Linked DNA regions of Homo sapiens: region 1 is linked to region 2. A link is an interaction called in ENCODE POLR2A ChIA-PET data of the cell type or tissue named here. Cell type or tissue: Caco-2. All regions are shown on one strand. Links, peaks and the distances in the headings refer to the core of each region. The heading gives the core; the rest is flanking DNA. Region 1 overlaps PLPPR3 (phospholipid phosphatase related 3). Region 2 overlaps PALM (paralemmin).

The links. Peaks named below come from ENCODE experiments on the same cell type or tissue, not always from the same donor. Only the 100,000 strongest peaks of a DNase experiment are listed, where the experiment ranks them.
Region 1: POLR2A ChIA-PET joins it to region 2 with 7 read pairs; 4 of 35 experiments call an interaction of 5 or more read pairs at or near these places.

What each region holds. Positions count from the first base shown.
Region 1 is chr19:815,209-819,208 of GRCh38, reverse strand. It overlaps PLPPR3 (phospholipid phosphatase related 3), which reads left to right. Exons shown (of 8, transcript NM_001270366.2): 3 at 3,358-3,543; 4 at 3,882-4,000. Among named protein-coding and RNA genes, the nearest start is that of MIR3187, 3.6 kb to the right of the region's middle. In Caco-2, for the core only: no CTCF peak of the experiment used is centred there; no DNase peak of the experiment used is centred there.
Region 2 is chr19:733,187-745,548 of GRCh38, reverse strand. It overlaps PALM (paralemmin), which reads right to left. Exons shown (of 9, transcript NM_002579.3): 6 at 11,355-11,376; 7 at 9,471-9,530; 8 at 5,066-5,197. Among named protein-coding and RNA genes, the nearest start is that of MISP, 12 kb to the left of the region's middle. RefSeq lists a silencer at 7,477-7,526 and an enhancer at 11,195-11,244. In Caco-2, for the core only: a CTCF peak has its summit at 7,631 (motif pointing right); DNase peaks (open chromatin) are centred at 6,528, 6,888 and 7,569.

The DNA of each region.
Region 1 (4,000 bases), core at 1-4,000, 78 kb before region 2:
GGTCAGGAGTTTGAGACCAGTCTGGCCAATGTGGTGAAACCACACCTCTACTAAAAATACAAAAATTAGCCCAGCGTGGTGGTGTGTGCCTGTAGTCTCAGCTACTCCGGAGGCTGAGGTGGGAGAATCGCTTGAGGACGGGAGGTGGAGGTTGCAGTGAGCTGAGACTGTTCCACTGCACGCCAGCTTGGGCAAGAGAGCAAGACTCCATCTCAAAAAATAATAATAATAAATAAAATAATAATAATAAGGCCGAGCGCAGTGGCTCACACCTGTAATTCCAGTGCTTTGGGAGGCTGAGGCAGGAAGATCACTTGAGGCCTGGAGTTCAAGGCTAGCCTGAGCCCCAGCTAATTTTTAAAAATCATTTTTAGTAGGCTGTGCGTGGTGGCTCACGCCTGTCATCCCAGCACTTTGGAAGGCCTAGGTGGGCGGATCATGAGGTCAGGAGATCGAGACCATCCTGGCTAACACGGTGAAACCCCGTCTCTACTAAAAATACAAAAAATTAGCCGGGCGCGGTGGCGGGCGCCTGTAGTCCCAGCTACTCGGGAGGCTGAGGCAGGAGAATGGCGTGAACCCGGGATGTGGAGCTTGCAGTGAGCCGAGATCGCGCCACTGCACTCCAGCCTGGGCGACAGAGCGAGACTCCAAAAAAAAGTATGTATTTAGTAGAGACAGGGTCTTACTGTGTTGCTCAGGCTAGCGTTGAACTCCAGGCCTCAAGTGATCTTCCTGCCTCAGCCTCCCAAAGCACTGGAATTACAGGTGTGAGCCACTGCGGTCGGCCTTATTATTATTATTTTATTTATTATTATTATTTTTTGAGATGGAGTCCTGCTGTCTTGCCCAAGCTGGAGTGCAGTGGAACAATGTCAGCTCACTGCAACCTCCACCTCCCGTCCTCAAACGATTCTCCCACCTTAGCCTCCGGAGTAGCTGAGACTACAGGCACGCACCACCACGCTGGGTTAATTTTTGTATTTTTAGTAGAGATGGGGTTTCACCATGTTGGCCAGGCTGGTCTCAAACTCCTGACCTCAGGTGATCTGCCCGTCCCGGCCTCCCAAAGTGCTGGGATGACAGGCGTGAGCCACCGCACCCGGCCCATGGTTAGATATTTTTAAGGCCGCGCCCAGGCCCCACCTCAGACCCTCCCCGGGCTTGATGCTGTCTGCCCGCCCCAGCAAAATCATGCTGATAATGAAAGTGGAGAGAACAAGTAGATAGTTGCCAGGGGCCACCTCCCACATTGACTCATCTCCACCTGAGCCCTTGGAGGCGGCTACTTTATCATTCCCATTTTGCAGCTGGTGAGACTGAGGCACAGGGGGTCTGCTGGCCGCCCACAGGTTAAAGTGGGTGGTTTTCAAACCGGGTGTCAGGTGCAAACAAACGCTGCTACCCACTTTCCGCGTCTGCCCCGGGCCTCGTGCCTGCATGCAACAGGCACTCAATGAATGCTCACTGGACATGAACTCAGCTCCCTCGATCCAATTCTGCCCTGGGATGTTCAGTGATGGCTTTTCCCTTCCTGGAGCCCCCAGCCCTGACCTGTGCCCTCCCCAGGACTGGACTGAGGGCTGAACCCCTGCTAAGATGCCATAACAAGGCAGAAATTACGACTGGGGCCATGCCTGAGCAAGGTCACTCATGCCTGTAATCCCAGCACTTCAGGAGGCCGAGGCAGGTGGATTACTTGAGGTCAGAAGTTCGAGGGCAGCCTGGGGAACATGGTGAAACCCCGCCTCTACTAAAAATACAAAAAATTAGCCAGGTGTGGTAGTGCACGCTTGTAATTCCAGCTACTTGGAGGGCTGAGGTGGGAGGATCTCTTGAACCTGGAGGCGGAGTTTGCAGTGAGCCGAGATTGCACCACTGCACTCCAGGCTGCGTGACAGAGTGGGGGAAAAAAAAAGGCTTGAGGCCATGGCTGGGTGCGGTGCCTCACGCCTCTAATCCCAGCACTTTGGGAGGCCAAGGCGGGTGTATCACTTGAGCCTAGGAGTTCGAGACCAGCCTGGGCAACATGACGATACCCTGTCTCTACTAAAAATACAAAAACCCAGGAGGCAGAGGTTGCAGTGAGTTGAGATGGCACCACTGCACTGCAGCCTGGGCAACAGAGCAAGACTGTTGTGGATGGACAGATGGGTAGATGGATGAGTAGGTGGATAGATGGGTAGGTTGGTAGATGGGTGGGTGGGAGGGTGGATAGATGGATGGATGGATGGGTGATCAATGGATGGATGGGTGGATGGATAGGTGGATGGGTGGGTGGGTGGATGGGTGGATGGATGGACAGTTGGGTGGGTGGATAGATGGATGGCTGCATGGGTGGATGATGGATGGATGAATGGATAGATGAATGAATGGCTAGGTGATGGATGGATGGATGGATGGGTACTGTTGGGTGCATGGGTGGAGAATGGGTGGATGGATGATGGGTGGGTGGATGGATGGATGAATGAATGGCTGGGTAATGAATGGACGGATGGATGGACGGTTGGGTGGGTGGATAGATGGATGGTACCATTGGGTGCATGAGTGGATGATGGATGGATGGATAGATGAATGAATGGCTGGATGATGAATGGGTGGATGATGGATGGATGGATAGATGAATGAATGGCTGGGTGATGAATGGATGGATGGATGGATGGGTACCACTGGGGGCATGGGTGGAGGATGGGTGGATGGATGGATGGGTGAATGAATGGCTGGGTAATGAATGGATGGATGGACGGTTGGATGGATGGGTAGGTGGGTAGATGGGTGGGTGGGTGCATGGGTGGAGAATGGGTGGATGGATGATGGGTGGGTGGATGGATGGATGAATGGCTGGGTAATGAATGGACGGATGGATGGGTGGGTGGGTGGATGGATGGACAGTTGGGTGGGTGGATAGATGGATGGCTGCATGGGTGGATGATGGATGGATGGATGGACAGATGAATGAATGGCTAGGTGATGGATGGATGGATGGATGGGTACCGTTGGGTGCATGGGTGGAGAATGGGTGGATAGATGATGGGTGGGTGGGTGGATGGATGAATGGATGGATGGTTCCCAGTGGATGGATGGGTGGGTGATGGGTCGGTGAGTGGGTGGATGTTGGGGGCATAGGTGTTTGGGTGGATGGAGGATGAGTGAGTGGGTGTGTGATGTGTAGATGGTCGAGTTACAGATGGAGCATCTGTGGATGGATGAATAACTCATGGGGGAAAGAGTGGCTGGGAGCGGGTTGGATCTGTGGATAGGTGAGTGAGACGGTGGATGGCCCTGAATTCATGGAGGGCTGGACAGACGCCTCCGCGAGGGAGAGCAGGGTGAACCTGGCCCACCTTGTCCCCACAGCTGCCCATAGTGGCTTCTTCCATCGTATCCTTGTACTTCCTGGAGCTGACCGACCTCTTCAAGCCGGCCAAGGTGGGCTTCCAGTGCTATGACCGCACTCTCTCCATGCCCTACGTGGAGACCAACGAGGAGCTCATCCCGCTGCTGATGCTGCTCAGCTTGGCCTTCGCGGCCCCTGCCGCCTCGGTGAGCACCTGCACCGGGGCCTGTGCCAGCCTGTGGGCACCACGGCTGGGAGCCCACCCCCGCCACCTCGGTGAACATCCACACTGGGGCCTGTCGGTGAACATCCACACCGGGGCCTGTGCCAGCCTGTGGGCACCGCAGCCACTGCCACCTCGGTGAACATCCACACCGGGGCCTGTGCCAGCCTGTGGGCACCACGGCTGGGAGCCCACCCCCGCCACCTCGGTGAACATCCACACCGGGGCCTGTGCCAGCCTGTGGGCACTGCAGATGGGAGCCCGCCTGAGCGCCCCCTCCCTGTGGGCACCGAGGCCTGAGCGCCCCCTCCCTGTTGGCAGATCATGGTGGCCGAGGGCATGTTGTACTGTCTGCAGTCCCGGCTGTGGGGCCGTGCCGGGGGGCCCGCCGGGGCGGAGGGCAGCATCAACGCCGGCGGCTGCAACTTCAACTCCTTCCT
Region 2 (12,362 bases), core at 4,658-8,657:
TAATTTTTTGTATTTTTAATAGAGCTGGGGTTTCACTATGTTGGCCAGGCTGGTCTCAAACTCCTGACCTCAAGTCATCTGCCCACCTCAGCCTCCCAAAGTGCTGGGATGACAGGCGTGAGCCACCGCACCTGGCCTGTAATTCCATATTCTTTAGCCAACTAGCTCCCACGTGATCACCCTGAAAAGTAGGGATTCATTTCCGCTGTAAAGATAGCAAAAATGAAAGTTCAAAGAAGGGACACAGCTGGGCCAAGGTCACAGAGCCAAACCCCTGCTCCTTCCCCGCATCGGGGCCTGTTTCTCTTCTACAAGACAGGACCACCCACCCTGGGGAACTGGAGGTTACAGGGATTCTTTCACTTTTTGAGATGGAGTTTCGCTCTTGTTGCCCAGGCTGGAGTGCAATGGCACGATCTCAGTTCACTGCAACCTCCACCTTCCAGGTTCAAGCAATTATCCTGCCTCAGTCTCTAGAGTAGCTGGGATTACAGGCACCTGCCACCACACCAGGCTGATTTTTGTACGTTTAGTAGAGATGGGGTTTCACCACGTTGGCCAGTCTGGTCTTGAACTCCAGACCTTAGGTGATCCACCCACTTTGGCCTCCCAAGGTGCTGGGATTACACACGTGAGCCACCGTGCCTGCTGCTTTTTTTTTTTGACTCCCTCTGTCGCCCAGGGTGGAGTGCAGTGGCGCAGTCTCAGCTCACTGCAACCTCCACTTCCTAGGTTCAAGCAATTCTCCTGCCTCAGCCTCCAGAGTAGCTGGGATTACAGGCACCCGCCACCATGCCCGGCTGATTTTTGTATTTTTAGTAGAGATGGGGTTTCACCACGTTGGCCAGGCTGGTCTTGAACTCCTGACCTCAGGTGAGCCACCCGCCTTGGCCTCCCAAAGTGCTGGGATTACAGGTGTGAGCCACCATGCCTGGCCATTACAGGGATTCTGATTTTTTCCATCTATGGGTGTATTTGATTGATCTTAAATTGAAATTTTCATTCATTCTAACTTGAGTTAAAGTTTCATTCATTTATTTTTGTTTTCTAGGAGCTTCCCTAAAGGCTATGCATTTTCCTCTGAGGTCTGCTTTGGCTGTGTCCTACGAGTTAGATGATGTTATTCACTTTCTATTTTTTTTTTTTTTTGAGATGGAGTCTCGCTCTGTCGCCCAGGCTGGAGTGCAGTGGTGCCATCTCGGCTCACTGCAAGCTCTGCTTCCCGGGTTCACGCCATTCTCCTGCCTCAGCCTCCTGACTAGCTGGGATTACAGGCGCCTGCCACCACACCTGGCTAATTTTTTGTATTTTTAGTAGAGATGGGGTTTCACCTTGTTAGCCAGGCTGGTCTCGATCTCCTGACCTCGTGATCCTCCTGCCTCAGCCTCCCAAAGTGCTGGGATTACAGGCGTGAGCCACCATGCCCGGCCAATGTTATTCATTTTCAAGTGTAAATAGTTTTTAATTCCTAGTTTGATTGATTGCCACAGGAAGCCACAATTTATTTAGAGGGTGTTTTTAAATTTCAGGGAGGAGAGGAACACAGAGCAGAAGATACAAACTCTGTTAACAGTCCTAAAACCTCCTTGGCAGCCTGGGCCACGGTGGTCACTTTCTGACAATGTTCTGTGTTTGAAAAGAATGTGTATTCTCCACTGGGTAGCATTTTATACATATAATCAATCTTGCTAAATGTGTTTCTCAAGTCTTTCCAAATTTCCTTATCTGTGTGTCTCTGACTTGACATTTCTTGAGGTGTGTTGGACTCTCCAAGGACCGGATTTCAGCACCCCACGGCTCCCTGCTATGATCTAACACCAGCCCTAGCTCACAGCCCTGCAAATTCCTTCTAGAAACACGGCTGCCTGGGCCACGCTGGGAGTTGGGAGGGACGCAAGGGGGGTCCCAGGGACTCGCCTCCTCTCGGCCAAGGGTCAGGGCTCCTGTTCCTGGCTACAGACCAGAAGGAAAGTGTTCTCCACTTTCAGTTTCTAAGCCCCCAGGGAGGGGAGTCCATGCTTCAAGGCATCTCAATGACTTTGGGCTGGAGGCCCAGAGGGTGGGGTGTGTCTGGATCAGGCGGAACTGAACTCAGTGTGTCCCACTGGCCGCTGCCCCAAGACAGGAATTGGAGCCCTCGGCTGCCATGGAAACGGATCACCTGCCCGTTGCTAAGCAACCAGTGTCCAGCCTGGCAGGTCTGGAATCCCCAGGGACCAGGTGAGGCTGAGGAGGGTGGAGTGATGGGGGTGAGGACCTCATCCGGAAGACGAGGCATGGGGACTTCCCAGGGCCACACAGCTGGGGAGAGCTAGAGCTGAGATGCCACCAACGCCACACCCCAAAGCCACTCCAGAGCTGGGCTGCGGGGACCCCTCTGACAGCATCTGGGGCACCGCAGAGGCCAAGCTGCCTCTGAGAACAGAAGGCTTTGGGAATCCAAACCACAGGGAGACCCCACGTCACGCCACCAGGACAGCCACGAGAATGGGCTACGAGCGCTGGTGAGGACGTGGAGAAACTGGGCCCTCATCCACGACCTGTGGGAACGGGACGGTGCAGCCTCCGTGGAAAACAGCAGGTCCTCACGGAGCTCCACACAGTCGCCTCAGGACCCAGCAGTTCACTCCTACGTGTACACCCAAAGGCCTCGAAAGCAGGGGCGTGAACAAATACTTGCACACAAATTCCCCAGCATGCTACTCACTGCAGCCAAAGGGTAGAAACAGCCCAACTGTCTACAGATGGAAGAAGGGATAAACCCACCATGGCCCACCCAACCCGTGGAATAGTATTCAGCCATGAAAAGGAGTCAGGCTCCGACCCAGGCCACAGTGCCGATGCACCTTGGGGACGTCACGCCCAGTGAGAGACGCCAGACACAGAAGGCCACGTGCAGTGTGTGACCCCATTTATTCTCTTTTCTTTCTTTTTTTTTTTTTTGAGACAGAGTTTCACTCTTGTCGCACAGGCTGGAGAGCAGTGGCGCGATCTCGGCTCACTGCAACCTCCGCCTCCTGGGTTCAAGTGATTCTCCTGCTTCAGCCTCCAAAGTATCTGGGATTACAGGCGTCCGCCACCACGTCCAGCTAATTTTTGTATTTTTAGCAGAGACGGGGGTTCTCCATGTTGGCCAGGCTGGTCTCGAACTCCTGACCTCAGGTGATCCACCCGCCTCGGCCTCCCAAAGTGCCGGGATTACAGGTGTGAGCCACCGCACCCGGCCGTGTGATCTCATTTCTATGAAATGTCCAGGACAGGCCAATCCAGAGAGACAGGAGGGGATGCGTGGGTGCCAGAGCTGGGGAGGGGATAGGGAGTGACGCTGACTGGGGAGGGGACAGGAAGTGACAGCTGATGGGGATGGGGCTTCTCTCCTCTTTCTTGTTTTTGAGACAGGGTCTTGGTCTGTGGCCCAGGCTGGAGTGCAGGGGTGCCATCATAGCTCATTGCAGCCTCAATGTCCCGGGCCCAGATGAGCCTCCCATTAAGGCGGAATTTTATGGTCTGCGAATTATATCTCATAAAAGAAAAAGAGGCCGGGTGCAGTGACTCATGCCTGTGGTCTCAGCATTTCGGGAGGCCGAGGCAGGAGGATCGCCTGAGCCCAGGAGCTGGAGGCTGCAGTGAGCTGTGATGGCATCGCTGCACTGCGGGCCGGGCGACAGAGTGAAACTCTTTCTTCAGAAAGTAAATAAATAAAAAGAAAAAGAAAGAGAGAGAGTGGGGCTTCAGTGTGGAGCTTCCCTCCTCCTCCTGGGGTCCCTGGCATCTCCCACAGCCTGTTTGCCTCTTGACCTCTAGGAGGAGCCCTTAAAACCAAATTAGACCTCAGCACCGTCAGGACCCAACGCACCCAAGGCTTCCCAAAGCCCTCAGGACACGGCCCCGCCTGTCCCCCTGCCTCCAGGCAAAGCACCCTTCTCCTCCCTGCGTGAGCCCAGCTCCTCAACTCCCTGACCAACCTGGTTCCCCCTCACCCCTGCAGCCCGTCTCCCCTCACCCCTGCAGCCCGTCTCCCCTCACCCCGTCTCCCCTCACCCCTGCAGCCCAGCTCCCCTCACCCCTGCAGCCCGTCTCCCCTCACCCCTGCAGCCCGTCTCCCCTCACCCCTGCAGCCCGTCTCCCCTCACCCCTGCAGCCCGTCTCCCCTCACTCCTGCAGCCCAACTCCCCTCAGCCCTCCAGCCCAGCTGACTCCATCCTACCTCAGGGCCTTTGCAGGGGCTGCGGCTCTGCCAGGTGTGGTTCCCATGCACTGCGTGTCTCTGATGAGCCCCTGCTTGCCTCCTCTGGGAAGCCTCCCCCGGCCCCATCCTCACCCTGTGAGACTTCTCACAGCCCCCTGGATGTGCATTTTCTGTGGCTTCTGTCACGCTAGCAATTCTTTATTATTATTTTTTATTCTTAAGAGACAGGGTCTCACTCTGTTGCCCAGGTTGGAGTGCAGTGGTGCGATCACGGCTCACTACAGCCTCAACCTCCTGGGCCCAAGTGATCCTCCCATCTCAGCCTCCCAAGTAGCTGGGACCACAGGCACGCACCACCATGCCAGGGTAATTTTTTTTTTTTTTTTTTTTTGGTAGAGACGGAGCCTTGCTATGCTGCCCAGGCTGGTCTCAAACTTCTGGGCTCAAGCGATCCTCCTCCCTCGGCCTCCCAAAGTGCTGGGACTAAAGGCGTGAGCCCTTGGGCTAGCAGTAATTATTTAAACGAATTATTTAGGAGCTCCAGATGGAAGGGCCCGGTTTGCCACCCGGCAAGGACAGAAGCTGAATCTACCTCCGGATTTCCCTCCAGAGCCCAGCTGGGTACCTGGTGCCCGGCTCAGCTTTCAGGCAGCTTTCTGGAGTGGATGAATGATTGGGCAGTGAGCCCAGGGCTGAACGACCTCTGAGCCCAGCTGTGGGCCACAGGGGGTGAGGCCCTGGCCTGAACAGCGTCATCTGCTTCACATCGAATCGGGGTCCTGATTCCGGGGCAGACGCCAGACCCACACGCTGGGAGCACACGTGTTCGGGGCTCTGGCCCAGGTGGAGGGAGGGCAGGGGCCGGGGTGCTCGTACCTTTGGTCTCGTCCTCGTAGACTTTGATGCCCAGAGGGAGCGGCTGCCGAGGGAGCAGCGTGGTGCTGGACAGCACCCTGGTCTCCCCTGTCACCTTGTCCTTCTCCACAGTGATCTCAACCGAGTACATGGCTGGCACGAGAGTCACGGGGTTACACCACGGCCTGCCCGCCCCCGCACCCCCCCGCCGGGCTGCGGCCAAGCCAGGGAGGGGGGAGCCAGCAGCGCAGAGCCAAGCAGCGATGGGGCAGGCGGAGCCGGGGATGCCTGGGCACCTTCTCGACGCGGCCCTCCCCAACTCTACATCCCTCCATAGCTCCCCAGTGCCTGGAGACGACCAGTCTGAACACCTCTCCTTGGCATTTGAGGCCCATCCTGCTGTCCGCCCAGATGGTCCTCGTCCCTGTACTCTGCACTGTGTCCTCTGTTTCGCCACCAAACTATTGTCTGTCAAGCTCAGGTTCCAGCCCAGCCCATCTGGAAAGCCTTCATTGTTCCCGGATCTTTTTAATTTTTTTGAGATGGAGCCGCCTTGCTCTGTCGCCCCGGCTGGAGCACAGTGGTGTGATCTGGACTCACCTCCCGGTTCTAGCGATTCTCCTGCCTCAGCCTTCCACGTAGCTGGGACTACAGGCGCCCGCCACCACGCCCAGCTAATTTTTGTATTTTTAGTAGAGACGGGGTTTCTCTATGTTGGTCAGGCTGGTCTCAAACTCCTGACCTCAGGTGATCCACCTGCCTTGGCCTCCCAAAGTGCTGGGATTACAGGCGTGAGCCACCGCGCCCAGCCTATTATTTAAATAGATACAGGGTCTCCCTCTGTTGGCCAGGCTGGAGTGGAGCGGCACGATCACAGCTCACTGCAGTCATGACCTTCCTGGCTCACCCCATTCTCCCACCTCAGCCTCCCAAGTAGCTGGGACCACAGGTGTGCGCCACCACACCCGGCTAATTTATTTATCTTTTTTGGAAATGGGGGTCTCACTATGTTGCCCAGGCTGGTCTCAAACTCCTGGGCTCAAGCAATCCTCCCACCTCAGCCTCCCAAAGCCCTGGGATTATAAACGTGAGCCCTCGAGCCCCACCATTCCTGGTTTCTCAGAGGAGCAGGTGAATCCCAGAGAGATCCTGCCTTGCCCGGGGTCACGGCGGAGACTGGGGCTCAGTCTGCAGACCCACAGCCCCCGCCCCGACCATCCAAGCTCCCAGGACTTGACGCCTCCTTCCAGCCAACGGTTGGACACGCCGTCATCTATTTAGACTCAGAATGAAGGAACCCTCCTGAGATAGTCGAACTTGCTACTCATCAGGGCCCTAACTCCACAGCCAGCACCTCGCCCCACTCTGTAAAAATCATTCCTGCAGAAACCACACAGAGCCTGCATCCTAACAGCGACTGGTGGCTGCCCGCCACCCCCAGGCCTGCTTGAAGATGACGAGCACTGGGGATCACCAGGCACCTCCCTGAGACCCCGCCCCGCAGCGGGAGCTGAACAGGGCTGCCAGGACTGGCCTGACCCATGACACTGCACCCCAGGTGCGGCCCAGCCTCAGGGCCTTTGCACAGGCTGTTCCCAATGCCTGGCACACCCCCCAGATAGCTGCATGTCCTCACCACTTCTGAGGGGCCATCGGTCCCCATCGTGGGCAGCCCTGCCATCGCCTGGCCCCTCGGCCCCCATAGCCACCTCGTTTCCCTCCTCCCACCCAACCTCGACGCTTAGGCCCGGCTGCGGCCCTGGACTCTGCTCTGCGCCGGGGACCTCGCCCAGGCACTCGGCTCTAATCTCCCGCACACCCATCCCCACCTGGACCTTGACCTGGACTCAGCCCCTATCCACAGGGGCCCCACTCTCACACGTCCATAACACTACTCCCAATCTGCCCCCTACACCTGCCCCCACCCTGGCTCTTCCCACCCGTTGGGGGCAGCTCAGTCCTCCCTCTTTTTTTTTTTGAGACAAAGTTTTGCTCTTGTTGCCCAGGCTGGAGTGCAGTGGCGTGATCTCAGATCACTGCAATCTCTGCCTCCCAGGTTCAACCGATTCTCCTGCCTAAGGCTCCCGAGCAGCTGGGATTACAGGCACCTGCCACCATGCCCAGCTAATTTTTTGTATTTTTACTAGAGACAGGGTTTCACCGTGTTAGCCAAGATGGTCTCGATCTCCTGACCTCATGATCTGCCCCCCTCGGCCTCCCAAAGTGCTGGGATTACAGGGGTGAGCCACCACGCCTGGCTAATTTTTCTATTTTTTAGTAGAGACGGGGTTTCACCATGTTGCTCAGGCTGGTCTTGAACTCCTGACCTCAAATGATCTGCCCGCCTTGGCCTCCAAAGGTGCTGGGATTACAGGCGTGAGCCACCGTGCCTGGCCAGTCCTCCCTGACACCTCGTTTCTCCTCAAACCCTGGGGGCTCCACCTTCAGAACATAAGGAACCGCCCACTGCTCGCCCCTCCACGGCCCATCCCAGCCTCCTCCCCCAGCAGCCCTGTCCCCTCCACCTGGCACCGTCCACGGTCTGTTCTCCCTGCAGTCACCAGAGGGCGTGGGTGAGCACGGAGTCGGGGCAGTCCCGGCTTTGCCTGCAGCCCCCCATGGTTCCTGCCTCCCTCCCGGGAAAAGCCCACGTCCCCTCCCGCCCCTGCCACAGGGCCCTCAACAATCTCTCCATCATCTCTCCTCCGCCCTCTCCCCCTCCTCACGCTGCTCCAGCCACACGGATCTCCTGGCCGTTCCTCCAACACCCCAGGCGCAGTCCTGCCCCGGGGCCTTTGCACTGGCCGTGCCCTCTGCCTGGAACACCTTTCCCCAGATAGCTGCGTGCCTTGGACACCTTCCTCCAGATAGCTGCGTGCCTTGCTCCCTCAGCACCTCTGGGTCTTTGCTCAGACGTCACCTCTTACGTTGAACGCTCCCCTCCCCTGAGCCCTCTGGTTCAAATTCTCCTTCCTCCAGCTCAACGTCCTTGGCCTCACTTTTCTACCGTAGTAGAGGTTGTGGCCCTCATTAGAATACCCTCTCCCCCAATGCCTGGCATGCAGCAGGCGCTTGAAAGGCATTCTGGGTGAAGGGACGACTGTTTTTCAACTCTATAGCTCTGCACAGCCTCAGCCCTCCACCCCAGACAGCTAGTCCAGAGCTGCCCACACTGTTGAGCAGGTTGTGCACTGCACAAAGTCAGTGGCCACGGGGATCAGCGGGGGACCTGGGCCTCGGTGTCTGCCAGGGCTGGTCTCACTGGCACAGAGGCCCACAGGCACCACCTGCTCTGACAAATGCCTCTGTCTGCTGCATCCTGGGGCAACCCCCACCCTGGACCGTGCTGGAGACCTGGGCCTCCGGGTGGCTCTCCTTCCTTCCAGCCCTGTCCCGTCCTGGGCAGCCACCCCAGAGTCCTTCTTCACCTCCCTGCCTTGCTGCCTTTTCTGAGACGGAGTCTTGCTCTTGTCGCCCAGGCTGGAGTGCAGTGGCACGACCTTGGCTCACTACAAACTCCGCCTCCCAGGTTCAAGCGATTCTCCTGCCTCAGCGTCCCGAGTAGCTGGGATTACAGGCGTGCACCACCATGCCCGGCTAATTTTTGTATTTTAGTAGAGATGGGGTTTCGCCATGTTGGCCAGGCTGGTTTCGAACTCCTGACCTCAGGCGATCTGCCCGCCTCGGCCTCCCAAAGTGCTGGGGTGGGTTACAGGTGTGAGCCACCACGCCCGGCCCTCTGCCTTCTTTCTGTGCTGTTCCAGCTCACTCACATAGCAGTGGTTTTGCCCACTGCGACGATTTCTCATTATTGGGCTCCTGTCCTGTGCCGGGCCCCAGGATGGCGTACTGAGGTCCCACCCCTCTGGCAGGCGGAGAAATTCAAGGCGGCAGACCAGGGGTTCGAGCCTGACTTGAGCACCGTGTGGCACTCAGCGTCAACCCCCACCTTCCCCTGCTTCTCGGAAGCGCAGCGGTGCTGGGGACCTGGCTTGGTTGCCTCCAGGGACGGGGCACCCACTTTCTCCCGGGGCAGCCAGTCCTACTGCCCGAGGACTGGAGCAGGTAAGATTTGCAGCGAGCATGTTCAGGCGTGAGCGCCACCCCCAGCGGGCCCCAGGAGGGAGCCGTGAGATTAGGGTGGAATGAAAGCCGTGAGGTCGCGTCGGTTAGAGCCGCCATGCGTGGGGCCCGTCTTCTCGGGGAAGCGTGGGCCGGCGTGGGACCAGGGCAACAAAGCAGAGGGGGCCCCCACCCCAGGCTCGGAGCCTCGGCCTCGGTCCAGCTGCCACCCCCATAACCACGGCCCCGTCAGACGCTGCGGAGAGCAGGTCGGTGTCGCCCCCGCCCCACCCGGCCCCCCGGACCGAGACTTGGTCCCTGACAGCGGCTGGATCTGGGGCCCAGAGCCTGGGGGCCAACCCACCTGCCTTCATCATGGGGGAGCCGTCAACCGTCCTCAGGGGCGTGTTGGAGACTCGCTTGTCTGCACGGGAGGTGGAAGCGGAGAGAGAGATGAGGGTCAGAGGAGAGGTCACATGGACCCCCCAGACAGCCCAACGCCCCTTCACAGAAGTGCATCCGGACTCCCACATGCACCTGGGCCTTTGACACCCAGACCCCACCCAGACACAGGAACCTGGGCCCCCAGACACCCAGACAGGCACCTGGGCCCTCAGACACACAGATCCCACCCAGACACCCGGACACAGGCACCTGGGCCCCCAGACACCCAGACAGGCACCTGGGCCCTCAGACACACGGATCCCACCCAGACACCCAGACACAGGAACCTGGGCCCCCAGACACCCAGACAGGCACCTGGGCCCTCAGACACACGGATCCCACCCAGACACCCGGACACAGGCACCTGGGCCCCCAGACACCCAGACAGGCACCTGGGCCCTCAGACACACGGATCCCACCCAGACACCCAGACACAGGAACCTGGGCCCCCAGACACCCAGACAGGCACCTGGGCCCTCAGACACACAGATCCCACCCAGACACCCGGACACAGGCACCTGGGCCCCCAGACATCCAGACAGGCACCTGGGCCCTCAGACACACGGATCCCATCCAGACACCCGGACACAGGAACCTGGGCCCCCAGACATCCAGACAGGCACCTGGGCCCTCAGACACACAGATCCCACCCAGACACCCGGACACAGGCACCTGTGGGCCCCCAGACATCCAGACAAGCACCTGGGCCCCCAGACACACAGACCCCACCGAGACACCCAAACACAGGCACCTGGGCCCCCAGACACACAGACCCCACCCAGACACCAGGACACAGGCACCTGGGCCCCCAGACACACAGACCCCACCCAGACACCAGGACACAGGCACCTGGGCCCCCAGACACAGGCCCCGCACAGACACAGGCACCTGGACCCCCACCGCAACCCCTAGAAAATCCCACAGGCAGCCTCACAGTTCATTCCTCATCCTCAGCCCAGTGATTTTCACAAAATCCCTGAGAGGCCTGTCTGGATTTTTTTAATGATTAATTTTTAATTCTACAGTAAGACAAGAAGACACTCTCCTTATGAATAATTAACACACAACAAACCAGGCCAGAAGCACTTCAGACGCCAGCGTCAATCCCGGCTGGTGGCTGTCCCGCTATCGATACAGAAGCGGACACGTTCCGTGAAATGCAGTTTACAGACAGGGTCTCGCTCTGTCGCCCAGGCTGGGGTGCAGTGGTGCGATCACAGCTCAACCTCCTGGGCTCAAGTGATCCTCCCACCTCAGCCTCCCGAGCAGCTGGGACTACAGGCGTGCAGCACACACGGCTAATTTTTGTATTTTTAGTAGAGACGGGGTTTCACTATGTTGGCCAGGCTGGTCTTGAACTCCTGACCTCAAGGGATCCACCTGTCTCAGCCTCCCAGAGCGCTGGGGTTACAGGTCTGAGCCACTGGGCCTGGCCGGCGGCTAATTTTTTTATGTTTGGCAGAGACAGGGTCTCCCTGTGTTGCCCAGCATGCTCTTGAACTCCTGGGCTCAAGCGATCGATCCTCCTGCCTCAGCCTCCCAAAGTGCTGGGATTACAGGCATGAGCCACCACACCCGGCTAATTGTCTTTGCATTTTTTCAGTAGACACTGAGTTTCGCCATGTTGGTCAGGCTGGTCTCGAACTCCTGACCTCAGGAGATCTACCCGCCTCGGCCTCCCAAAGTGCTGGGATCACAGGCGTGAGGCACCGAGCAACTTTGTAGCTTCACTCCCCGCCCTGCCATCCCCTCTCTGGCCACCAGAGTGCGCCGAGGCCCCACGAGTTCCTTCCAGAGGTCCTACCTTTGGGCGTGCCCACCGGCGTCTGCAAGAAAGAAGAGAGAAGGGTCAGGGGCGTCAGCATCCCCGGGAAGAGGAAGGGGAGCCATGGGGTCAGGAGCCTGGGGAGGGCATGGCACAGTGGGTGACGTCATACGCACCCGCTTCTCATCCTATCCTCTTGGGACTCTGGCCAGAAACACAGAGGTCATCTTTCTTTTTTCTTTTTATTGAGATGGAGTTTCGCTCTTGTCGCCCAGGCCGGAGTGCAATGGGGCAATCTTGGCTCACTGCAACTTCCGCCTCCTGGGTTCAAGCGATTCTCGTGCCTCAGCCTCCCCAGTAGCTGGGGTTACAGGCCTGCGTCATCGCACCTGGCTAATTTTGTATTTTTAGTAGAGACGGGGTTTCTCCATGTTGGCCAGGCTGGTTTCGATCCCCTGACCTCAGGTGATCCACCCACCTCGGCCTCCCAAAGTGCCGGGATTACAGGCTGAGCCACCACGTCCGCTCCATCTCATTTCTTCCCTCCCTCCCCACATACCCCCGCATCAGCGGCTCCCGCAGGCCACCCTGAATCCAGCCGGCTCCTCCGTGCCCCCTCCAGTCTCGTCCACTCCTGCTCTCAAGCGATCCTCCTCCCTTGGCCTCCTGGGAGCCACTGTGCGAGGCTCAGGGTCTAGTGTCGCCTGTCTGAACCCGTTCTGCCCTGCATGGTCAGACCCTGCACACAGGCCCCTCTCCCTGAACTGTGCCCTGGCATCCCTGGTCTTCTTGCTGTTTCTGGGACACACTCCTGTCTCAGGGCTGTGGTGTCTGATGCTCCCTCAGTGCACTCTTCCCTCATCACGTCACTGGGTGTGCCCGTCAGGAAGGCAGGGGCCGTGCATGTGTATTGCTGAGTCTCCCATGACAGCACTAGTCCATGCTCAAACAACCTTCAGGGAAAAGCACCTGGAGAACTCCTATTCAACCTTCAAAACCCACTTCCTTGGCTGGGCACGGTGGCTCATGCCTCTAATCCCAGCACTT